3 separate regions of the Homo sapiens genome follow, and all the other regions are linked to region 1. A link is a contact called in ENCODE Hi-C or POLR2A ChIA-PET data. All regions are on one chromosome and are shown on one strand. Each heading gives the region's core, a stretch centred on a gene start or an enhancer-like site at or near the end of the contact. The rest is flanking DNA. Distances are from core to core; before and after follow the strand shown.

Region 1 (3,227 bases), core at 272-2,771:
TGGGTTCTCTATGTGGGGAGGGGAACGGTGCTGTGATTGACTGGTAATGTCCGCCATGAGGAGGGCCATGGAGAGTGGTGGATGGTCTGTGTATTTGCCATTCCTGGATCCTGGTATAGTCTTCTCTTCTATCATAGCTGTTCTAGTAGAAGGAGAACTTCAAGGAGAAGGTGCTGTGCTTCTGAGGATAATGTGTCTCACTCCATTTCATACAGATACACCAAGTCAGCATTTCAATTCACGAAAGCTCCCAAGACAGATGTGAAACAGAAAGACGCCATTGTGGGAAAATCCCTTCCCTTCTCTGGACATATCTAAATAGGCTGTTATATGTGTGACTCCCTCTCAGGGTAAGTATGGCTAAGACATGCTATGTCCCTTCATTGGGTTACTCTACATTTGACTCTGTCACTGTGACACTATATGCTGCCAAAACATCACATCCCTTCCCTTGGAACAAAAAGGTCTTTTCATAAGACTTATTAAGTCTGAACATTAATCATATTCATCATTATTCAGTCTGCCTGCTGTCCACAATACTTAAATGAAGGGAAATTTTAAAAATAGAAAAAGACAAGTTTAGGAACTTCAAGACAATGATGAGAAAGGAATGATGGGGAAGAAAGCAATGGTGACCAAACCTATATTAAAAAATCTTAAATAAAAAAAATTAACAAATAGACTCTTAACTTTCAATATTAGTCTTTATTTCAAAAATAAGAGGAAGAGTGATTAAAGAGATGAATTCACATTTGAATAGGGTCCAAATGACTTAAGGACTATTTGGATTCAAATATTTCAGTTGGACCAGGAATGATGTTAGAGTTATGTGAGGCATTAGGGGTTGAAGTGAAATGGAAATCTTTCTTTCATTTAAAAGCAATTTTCTTGCTTTTGTGGGCCTTGAGAGTTTTCTAGGCTATGCAGGCCAACGAGCCTCCAACTCCCTTGCCTTGGACTCATGAACTCCCATTTCAGATCCAGCCTGTTAGGAGGAAGTAGAGTTTCTGTTTGTGACAGTTCCTTTTGCAGAAATCATGTGGTGCAAGAGAAGATTGTCCATATAGAGCTGAACAGTTGTTAGTTTTGAATCCAAATTAGAAAGTTTCTGCGCTAGGGCTGGGCATGGTGGCTCACACCTGTAATCCTAGCACTTTGGGAAGCCAAGGTTGGAGGATCACTTGAAGCCAGGAGTTAGAGAGCAGCCTGGGCAACATAGCGAGACTTATCTCTACAAAAATTAAAAAAAAATTAGTGGAGTGTAGTGGCATGTACCTGTAGTCCTAGCCACTTGGGAGGCTAAGACAGGAGGATCTCTTGAGCCCAGGAGTTTGAGACTGCAGTGAGTCATAATATCACACCACTGCACTCCAGCCTGGGCGACAGATGTGAGACCCTTCTCTTAAAAAACAAAACAAAAAACAAACAAACAAGAAAGTTTTGGTACTAGTGATACAGTAGAATCACACCTGATTTTGGTTCTGGCTTCAGAGCCTCTCATGTAAGATGCCACCATGAGAACGATCACTGGTGAACAGGGTGAAACAGAAAGTGCTTTGCTTGGAAAGACAGGAAGCAGGTGGTGAGTTCTTCTCCACCACATTTCAAAAACAGAGTGTATGTAGTAGGCCCCATCAAGCAAGCTTTAACCTCAAACCCATTAGATGTTTATTAAGCACCTACTGTGTGCCAGGCCCTGTGCTAAGGGCTTTTATATATGGCATCTAATTAAACCCCAGGACAAACAGAAACATCCTAGCAGACTCTACCCATCCCTCATTCCTAAGTGTGGCTTGATAGTAAGGCAGAGCTTTTCAACCTTAGCACTACTGGCATTCAGGTTGGATATTTGTTCTTGGGGGCTGTCCTGTACACTGCACGATGTTGAGCAGCATTGCTGGCCTCTACCTACTAGACGCCAACAGCATACCTTGCTCTAGGAATGACAATCAAAATGTCTCAAGACATTGTCAAATGTCCTCCAGGGGACAAAAATTGCCCCTACTTGAGACTCACTTCCTTAGAGACAGAATGGTTGCAATGCCCAGGCAGCTGTAGGTAAACATATCTTTCACTCCCTTCAGTGGTCTGACTCAGTGGTTCTCTAACCTGAATGTGTTATAAACAATATCATATACACCCTACTTTATGGGAAGAGAATTTTCAAGGGTAATTTGACCCCATTCATTTTTGCCTTACGTGCTGACATGACAATCTAACCTCTCTTTTATTGGGGTGTGTGTGTGTGTGTGTGTGTGTGTGTGTGTTTGAGATGGAGTCTCACTCTGTTGCCCAGGCTGGGGTGCAATGGCACCATCTCGGCTTACTGCAACCTCCACTTCCTAGTTTTAAGCAATTCTCATGCCTCAGCCTCCCAAGTAGCTGGGATTACAGGCATATGCCACCATGCCTGGCTAATTTTTGTATTTTTAGTAGAGACAGGCTTTCACCATGTTGGTCAGGATGGTCTTGAACTCCTAACTTCAAGTGATCCACCGGCCTTTGCCTCCCAAAGTGCTGGGATTACAGGCATGAACCACTGCACCCGGCCATAAGCCCTCTTTTAAATTGGACACCACTGGTCTCCCTGAAGAGCTCAGAGCAGTCACAAAGGTCTTTTCAGCACAGAAAAATCTCTCTCCTGCCCAGGCTTCTTCTGCAAGGACAATGGTGATTATTGCCCATATTGAATACTTCCTGTGGTGCCGAGCCACCCTACTGAATCCTTACATTGACACTATCAGGTAGGTGCTATTCCTGCCCATTTTTCAGAGGAGACCCTGAGGCTAATAAATGCTAGAGCCCATTTGATGCCAAGCTGGAGCGCTTTTCAATAGAAAATATGCACAGCATGCACTCAATAATGGTGAACTACAGTTTACTAGTGGAAAACAAATCTGTTTGATTTAATCATGAACAGTCATTCAAAATTATTTTCCTGAACCAAAAAAAAGACTGATTGAACAAAGTTTCAAGATACAAAATCAATGTACAAAAATCAGTATCATTTCTGTACACCAACAACGTCCAAGCTGAGAGCCAAATCATGAACACAATCCCATTCCCAATAGCCACGAAAAGAATAAAATATCTAGGAATACAGCTAACCAGCAAGGTGAAAGATCTCTACCATGAAAATTATAAAACACTGCTTGAAGAAATCAGAGATGACACAAACAAATGGAAAAATATTTCATGCTCAGGGATAATCAATATTGTTAAAATGG
Region 2 (3,227 bases), core at 308-2,807, 370 kb after region 1:
AATGTCTAGAGATACTTTTGGTTGTCATCATCTGGGGAGGGAGGTGCTGGAATGTAGGGGCCAGGGGGGCTGCTAAACACCCTTCAACACACAGGGCAGCCCCCGCAACAAAGAATTATCCAGACCTAAATGTCACTGGTGCCCAGGCTGATAACTCCTGGGCTAGGGAAGACAGAGGACTGCTGTTCAAGGCAGGGGTCAGGGAAGGCCTCCGGTGAGGGACACTTGAGCAAGGACCCAGAGCAGATGAAGGATGTCTGTGGACGGAAGGTCTCAGGCAGAGGGGATGGGGTTGGAGGAGGCGCCCTCACTGCAGGTGGGAGCATGCACGCCTCGAGGGAGAGATCTGGGGGTTTCAGCCTAAGTGTGATGGAGCCTGGGGGTCCCAGCAGGGCCAGAGATGCTCTCACTTAAGCTTCCAAAGGGTTCCTTTGGCTGCTGCAAGGAGAACAGCCTAGGAGGAGCCGAGAGGAGCTGGGGACTAGGTGGGAGGATGCTGGGTCACCTAGGCAAGAAATGTAGGGGCTGGAAGGGGAAGAGGAGCCCCAGGGTGGTAAGGTGTGGTCTGGATCAGAATGTGTCATCCAGGACCGGGCGCAATGGCTCACGCCTGTAATCCCAGCACTTTGGGAGGCCAAGGCGGGCGAATCACTTGAGGTCAGGAGATCGAGACCAGCCTGGCCAACATTCTGAAACCCTGTCTCTACTAAAAATACAAAAATTAGCTGGGCGTGGTGGCAGGTGCCTGTAATCCCAGCTGCTCAGGAGGCTGAGGCAGGAGAATCACTTGAACCCGGGAGGTGGAGGGAGCAGGGAGCCGAGATCATGCCACTGCATTCCAGCCTGGATGACAGAGCAAGACTCTGTCTCAAAAAAAAAAAAAAAAAAAAAAAAAAGACTGCGCCATCCAGGCTGTAGCTTCTAGAAGGGATTTGCTGAGGGATTAGTTGAGGGTGCGAGACAGAAATCAAGAGCCACCTTGGAGCTGACTTTCCATGAGGTCCCTGCTCCAGGTGTGTCCTTGACAAAAGGGACTCCAAGCCCTGCTTCTAACCCTAAGCCAGTGGCTCTCAACTAGTGGCGATTGTGCCCCCCAGAGGACACTGGAGACTAGGCCATGTCTGGAGACATTCGGGGTTGTCATAGCTGGGGATGCTGGCTCCTACCGGCATCTAGGGGGTGGAGAGGTCAGGGATGCTGCTGAACGTCCTGCAGTGCCCAGGACAGCCCCCACCACAGTCACCCAGCCCCGAATGTCACTAGTGCCAAGACTGAGGAATCCTGACCCCTGATTCCCCCTAAACCCTGCCACCTCCTCTCACACGGGGCCTGGCCCCACCAACTTAGCGGGGACTTTGTCAGAGGCCAGAGATTCCAAATCAATGCATCTCAGTGGCTAAGGTCCATATTAACTACATCTCACTTGCTTCTGACAGTGACACAGATCAGATGCTGCTGCTGTCGTGGCTGCCACCACAAGAAACAAGAGTGTTGGAGTGCAAATTCATTATCCAGCTGTTAAGAGCGACAGAGCATGCACACATCTCTCCCCGACCGGGTTATCTGAGAGCCAGCCCTGCTGTATGATTGAGTGGCTGCCAGCCTCCTCTTCTCTGTAACCTTGACACGCCAGAGCCGGGCCTCCAGTGCACAGGCTAAAAATCCTAAAGGCAACGGCGGCGGCAACAAATAGATGGGTTAATTTGTTTCATGCCCCCGTTGTCACCAGGCTCTCGCAGAATAAAACCACCACCACCACCACCACAACCTCCATTTGTGGGGTTTAATACCCCAGCTGCTGGGAATCAGATTCAGCCGGAGGAAGAAAATGTGACGTCGATGCAGAGATCCATTTATTCGGTGATGTTTGCTTAAAAACCGGTTTTTCATCTGCAGGTTATTCTTGCACGCTTGGACCTCAAGCAACACAATATCACATTTCCAGGTGGTATCTTTAAGGAAAGCTAATTAAGACTCTTGGCACTTGTAGGATGAAACATTTTACAATTTTCTTCAAAGCAATTTGCCAACATTAGCTAATTAAAACACCCAGCCTTCCATTGAGGGACAATGGGAAGAGCATACAATTGTCATTTCTGAGCATCTGTTGTACGGATAGAAATCCAAATTCCTGTTGCTTCTACTTGGTCAATGTCCTTCTCTGAAGGTGGCCTTTCATGGTTTTTCTGCAACCTGCATTTAGGAGCATTTAGAAGAAGATTCCAGCTTTTCTAGCACTTAGCCTCTAAAATAAAGAACAACACAGGGAAAGGAGTTTGAGCAATTGAGGCTGGTCTGCTAAGCCAGGGGTTGGCAAACTATGGCCCAAGGGCTAAATCCAGCCCTTGACCTTTCTTTAAAGTTTTATTGGAATACAGCCATGCTCATTGGTTTACATATTGTTTCTGGCTACTCTCAAGCTAAAACAGCAGGGTTAAGTGACTGCTAGAGAAAGTATAAGGCCTAGAAAGCTGGAAATATTTTTACTGTCTGGCCCTTTATGAAAACAGTTTGCAGACCTCTGCATTCAGCGGTCTGTTGCATCTGCCTATGATTTTCCCGCTCTGCAGGCCAAACTACCCCATTCCCAGTTGTTGATTGGACAGCTCTTTTCCCATGGTGTCATTACTGTTATTAAGTGTCTAGGCCCCAAATGAAGGTCTCCAAAGAAGTGTCTCTGGTCAGTAGAAAGGATTTTTTTTCTTTAGATAGAGATAGGGCCTCTCTATGTTAACCAGGCTTATCATGAACTCCTGGCCTCAAGCAATCCTCCCATCTCGGCCTCCCGAAGTGCAGGGATTACAGGCATGAGCCACCATGCCCGGCCCATTAGAAAGGTTATTCAAGGAAAGGGAATTTGAATTTAATCTCTCAGTATAGAAGATAATTTGACAATGTCAAAACCCAATAGAGGCCGGGCACAGTGGCTCACACCTGTAATCCCAGCACTTTGGGAGGCTGAGGCGGGTGGATCACCTGAGGTCAGGAGTTCGAGACCAGCCTGGCCAACATGGTGAAACCCCGTCTCTACTAAAAATATAAGAGTTAGCCAGGCGTGGTGACACATGTCTGTAATCCCAGCTACTTGGGAGGCTGAGGCAGGAAAATCACTTGAACCTAGGAGGCAGAGGTTACAGTGAGCCAAGATCGCACCACTGCACTCCAGCCTGGCAACAGAGTGAGACTCCGTCTCAAAACAAAACCCAATAGAATCTTTCTCCCATTTT
Region 3 (3,227 bases), core at 481-2,980, 260 kb before region 1:
CAGCCTCAACTTCCCAGACTCAAGCAATCCTCCCACCTGAGCCTCCCAAGTGGTTGGGACTACAGGCATGTGCCAACCCACCCAGCTAATTGTTTGTAGAGATGGGGTCTCATTGTGTTGCTCAGGCTGGTCTTGAACTCCTGGGCTCAAGCCATCCTCCTGCCTAGGCCTCCCAAAGTTTTGAGATTACAGGCATGAGCCACCATGCCTGGCCTGCTTAAACAAGCTTGATTTCACTGTCAATAACCCTCCAGTAAAAAATTATACCGTACTTTTTTTTTTTTTTTTGGTGAGGAGTTTCCCTCTTACCACCTTGGCAGGAGTGCAGTGGGTGTGATCTTGGCTCACTGCAACCTCCGCCTCCCGGGTTCAAGCAATTCTCCTGAGTCAGTCTCCCAAGTAGCTGGGATTACAGACGCCCGCCACCATGCCCAGCTAATTTTTGTGTTTTTAATAGAGACGGGGTTTCACCAGGCTGGCCAGGCTGGTCTCGAACTCCTGACCTCAGGTGATCCGCCTGCCTCAGCCTCCTGAAGTGTTGGGATTACAGGTGTGAGCCACCACACCCACCCTACATAATTCTTTTACACTGTAAAAGTATTTTATGCTTTTAAATATATTTTTAAATACATATGCTTTTAGATAAATTATTAAATTTAATTAATATTTGAAGAATGATGGAAAAGAAAAATGGATTAAGAGTAAAAAACATAAAGGAGGCACGGAGAAAAAGGCTTTAAATTATTATTTAAATCTGATGTATACACTATTACTTTTTACATAATACAAACTGAAATATACAAGAAACAAAACAAATCACTGTGATATAGAACCCCTTAAAGAAAACGCTTGGAAAATCTTTGTCTTTTCTACACTGCAGGGCAAAAAAACCCTCTAATACTAGAGGTGCAGTATGCAGTTTCACTGCTGGACTGTGTACACTGTGAGAGGAATGCAAACTAAGCGCAAGATTGCTCCTGGAGGGATCACAAAACACTGCCCAGGACACTCTCATCATTCTGTGGGCCTGGAGCATTCTCTGGATCATTAAAACTGTCTCAAGTAGTTGCCACTCTATTCGAATTAGACACATTTCTAATAAGCCTCAAATTAAAAAAAAAAAGTTAATTTTGAAAAATTCACAAAAACAGGCCGGGCGTGGTAACTCACGCCGGTAATACTATCACTTTGGGAGGCTGAGGCAGGCAGATCACTTGAGGTCAGGAGTTTGAGACCAGCCTGGGCAACACGGTAAAACCCCGTCTCTATTAACATACAAAAAATTAGCCGGGCACTGTGGCGGGTGCCTGTAGTCCCAGCTACTCGGGAGGCTGAGGCAGGAATATTGCTTGAACCCAGGAGGTGGAGGTTGTAGTGAGCCGAGATCATGCCACTGAACTCTCCAGCCTGGGCGACAGAGCAAGACTCCAAGGGAAAAAAAAAAAAAAAACTAAAAATTTGCAAAAGACAATATAAAGACAATGATTCTGTACACTTTTTTCACATTACAATTAACTGAAAGTACTACTTTGGGTTAAAAACAGTATTAAAAATTGGAGAAATATTTTAAGGTCTCAGATGTTAAGAGCAACAGTATGTATGCCAATTGTTAGACTGTATTGTGGAAGGAAATTTTAGGTTCAACTATTATCTTAAGCACACACACACACGAGATACTTGCTTTACGGAGCTTTGACTTTTGCTAAATTAATTCACTAAAGATAAATGGAAGTGAAAGCAATGAGATGAGAAGGAAGTTATGACACATACATGGCATCATCTTTAAAATGAGAAACTGAAAGCTCAAGATGATGGCATGTGGGCATATGTGTCTTCTTTTATTTTCTATCTCCTGCCTTCTTCTCCTCCCATCTCTGAGACTCCACTCATGCCAATAAACAAGCTGATCATTAAGTTAAATGCTTCTATATGAGGTCTCAGGAAACTAACTTAGTAAGACTATAGATTACTTTTCTCATCTTTAACTGAGAACATTCTAAGTTATTTTAAAGCAACTGGGTGGGTAGAGGACAAGATTTAACTTTCTTTTTTAAGTCATGAGACTCGTTTATTTTCACAGCTAAACATTAACTGTTTTTTTTAATTCCATATTATAAAATTGTTGTATTTAAATCCAGATGCATTTTTATTTTTAAATATAGAGTAGTTACAAATAATATGTATCTTTTATTTTTAAGGTATACAATAAATTCTCAATTTCTCAACACTAGGAAAGGCAATGTCAGAGGGTTATACAATTAGGCAGAACTGAGTTTACATCTTACCTATTATAAGCTGCCTTAAGTCAATTAACTTCTCGGTATTTCAGTTTTCAATGCTACAAAGTAAGATAATAATGCCTACCTCATAGATATATAAACATAAAATAAGATAAAATAAGTGATAACCTTCAGGACATGATAGTTACTAAAATTAAGTACAGTCTCCACCACAAATCAGAATGAAATCATCCCTTCATCAATGCGCATCCCAAATTACCTAATGTGAGTTTGGGAATAGATTTTAAATTTTACAGTTCAAATAAGCATGTTACAAAACATATCAGAAAGGAAAATTCAAGGCCAGGCGTAGTGGCTCACGCCTGTAATCTCAGCACTTTGGGAGGCCGAGGCAGGCTGATCATGAGGTCAGGAGATCGAGACCATCCTGGCTAACACAGTGAAACCACATCTCTACTTAAAAATACAAAAAATTAGCCAGGCATGGTGGCGGGCACCTGTAGTCCCAGCTACTCAGGAGGCTGAGGCAGGAGAATGGCGTGAACCCGGGAGGCAGAGCTTGCAGTGAGCCGAGATCACACCGCTGCACTCCAGCCTGGGAGACAGAGCAAGACTCCACATCGAAAAAAAAAAAAAAAAAAGGAAGGAAAATTCTATCCGAAATCCAAATTATGAACTATTACAGTCACATGCTAACATTAATACCTTGAATCAATTCTCTTCTATTGATTTTCTTTTTTCTGGGTATGGTGGTGCATGCCTGTAGTGCAGTTTTTTGTTTTTTTGAGATGGGATTTTGCTCTGACACCCAGGCTGGAGTGCAGTGGAGCAATCTCAGCTCACTGCAACCTCCACCTCCCAGGCTCAAGTGATCCTTCCACCTCAACCTACAGAGTAGCTGGGACCATAGGCATGAATCACCAAGACCAGCTAATATTTTGTATTTTTGGTAGAGACAGTGTTTCACCATGTTGGCCAGGCTTGTCT

What was found. A loop is a pair of places that touch in the nucleus more often than their neighbours do. ChIA-PET counts read pairs that join two places held with the same protein, here RNA polymerase II (POLR2A). Pooled maps may share reads with other maps.
Region 2: a loop to region 1 is called in a pooled map, with 2.1 times the contacts of the local background. The contact joins two enhancer-like sites. A Hi-C loop is called at or near these places in 1 of 168 maps with a recorded cell type or tissue (GM12878), 2 of 37 single-sample maps with no recorded cell type and 4 of 50 pooled maps. POLR2A ChIA-PET finds 5 or more read pairs at or near these places in 1 of 52 experiments (WTC11).
Region 3: a loop to region 1 is called in a pooled map, with 3 times the contacts of the local background. The contact joins two enhancer-like sites. A Hi-C loop is called at or near these places in 5 of 37 single-sample maps with no recorded cell type and 7 of 50 pooled maps. POLR2A ChIA-PET finds 5 or more read pairs at or near these places in 2 of 52 experiments (A673 and activated B cell).

What each region holds. Positions count from the first base shown.
Region 1 is chr12:116,323,875-116,327,101 of GRCh38, forward strand. No RefSeq gene overlaps it. Among named protein-coding and RNA genes, the nearest start is that of MED13L, 48 kb to the left of the region's middle. RefSeq lists enhancers at 153-362, 1,422-1,501, 1,572-1,631. Within about 2 kb of position 1,522, at least 6 of the 41 ENCODE cell types and tissues checked have a DNase peak (open chromatin) inside an H3K27ac peak, as active enhancers do.
Region 2 is chr12:116,696,419-116,699,645 of GRCh38, forward strand. It overlaps LINC03088 (long intergenic non-protein coding RNA 3088), which reads left to right. Exons shown (of 2, transcript XR_007063473.1): 2 at 1,437-1,761. Among named protein-coding and RNA genes, the nearest start is that of LINC03088, 36 kb to the left of the region's middle. Within about 2 kb of position 1,558, at least 4 of the 41 ENCODE cell types and tissues checked have a DNase peak (open chromatin) inside an H3K27ac peak, as active enhancers do.
Region 3 is chr12:116,059,146-116,062,372 of GRCh38, forward strand. The region is part of intron 4 of MED13L (mediator complex subunit 13L); the gene reads right to left. Among named protein-coding and RNA genes, the nearest start is that of MIR620, 88 kb to the right of the region's middle. Within about 2 kb of position 1,731, at least 7 of the 41 ENCODE cell types and tissues checked have a DNase peak (open chromatin) inside an H3K27ac peak, as active enhancers do.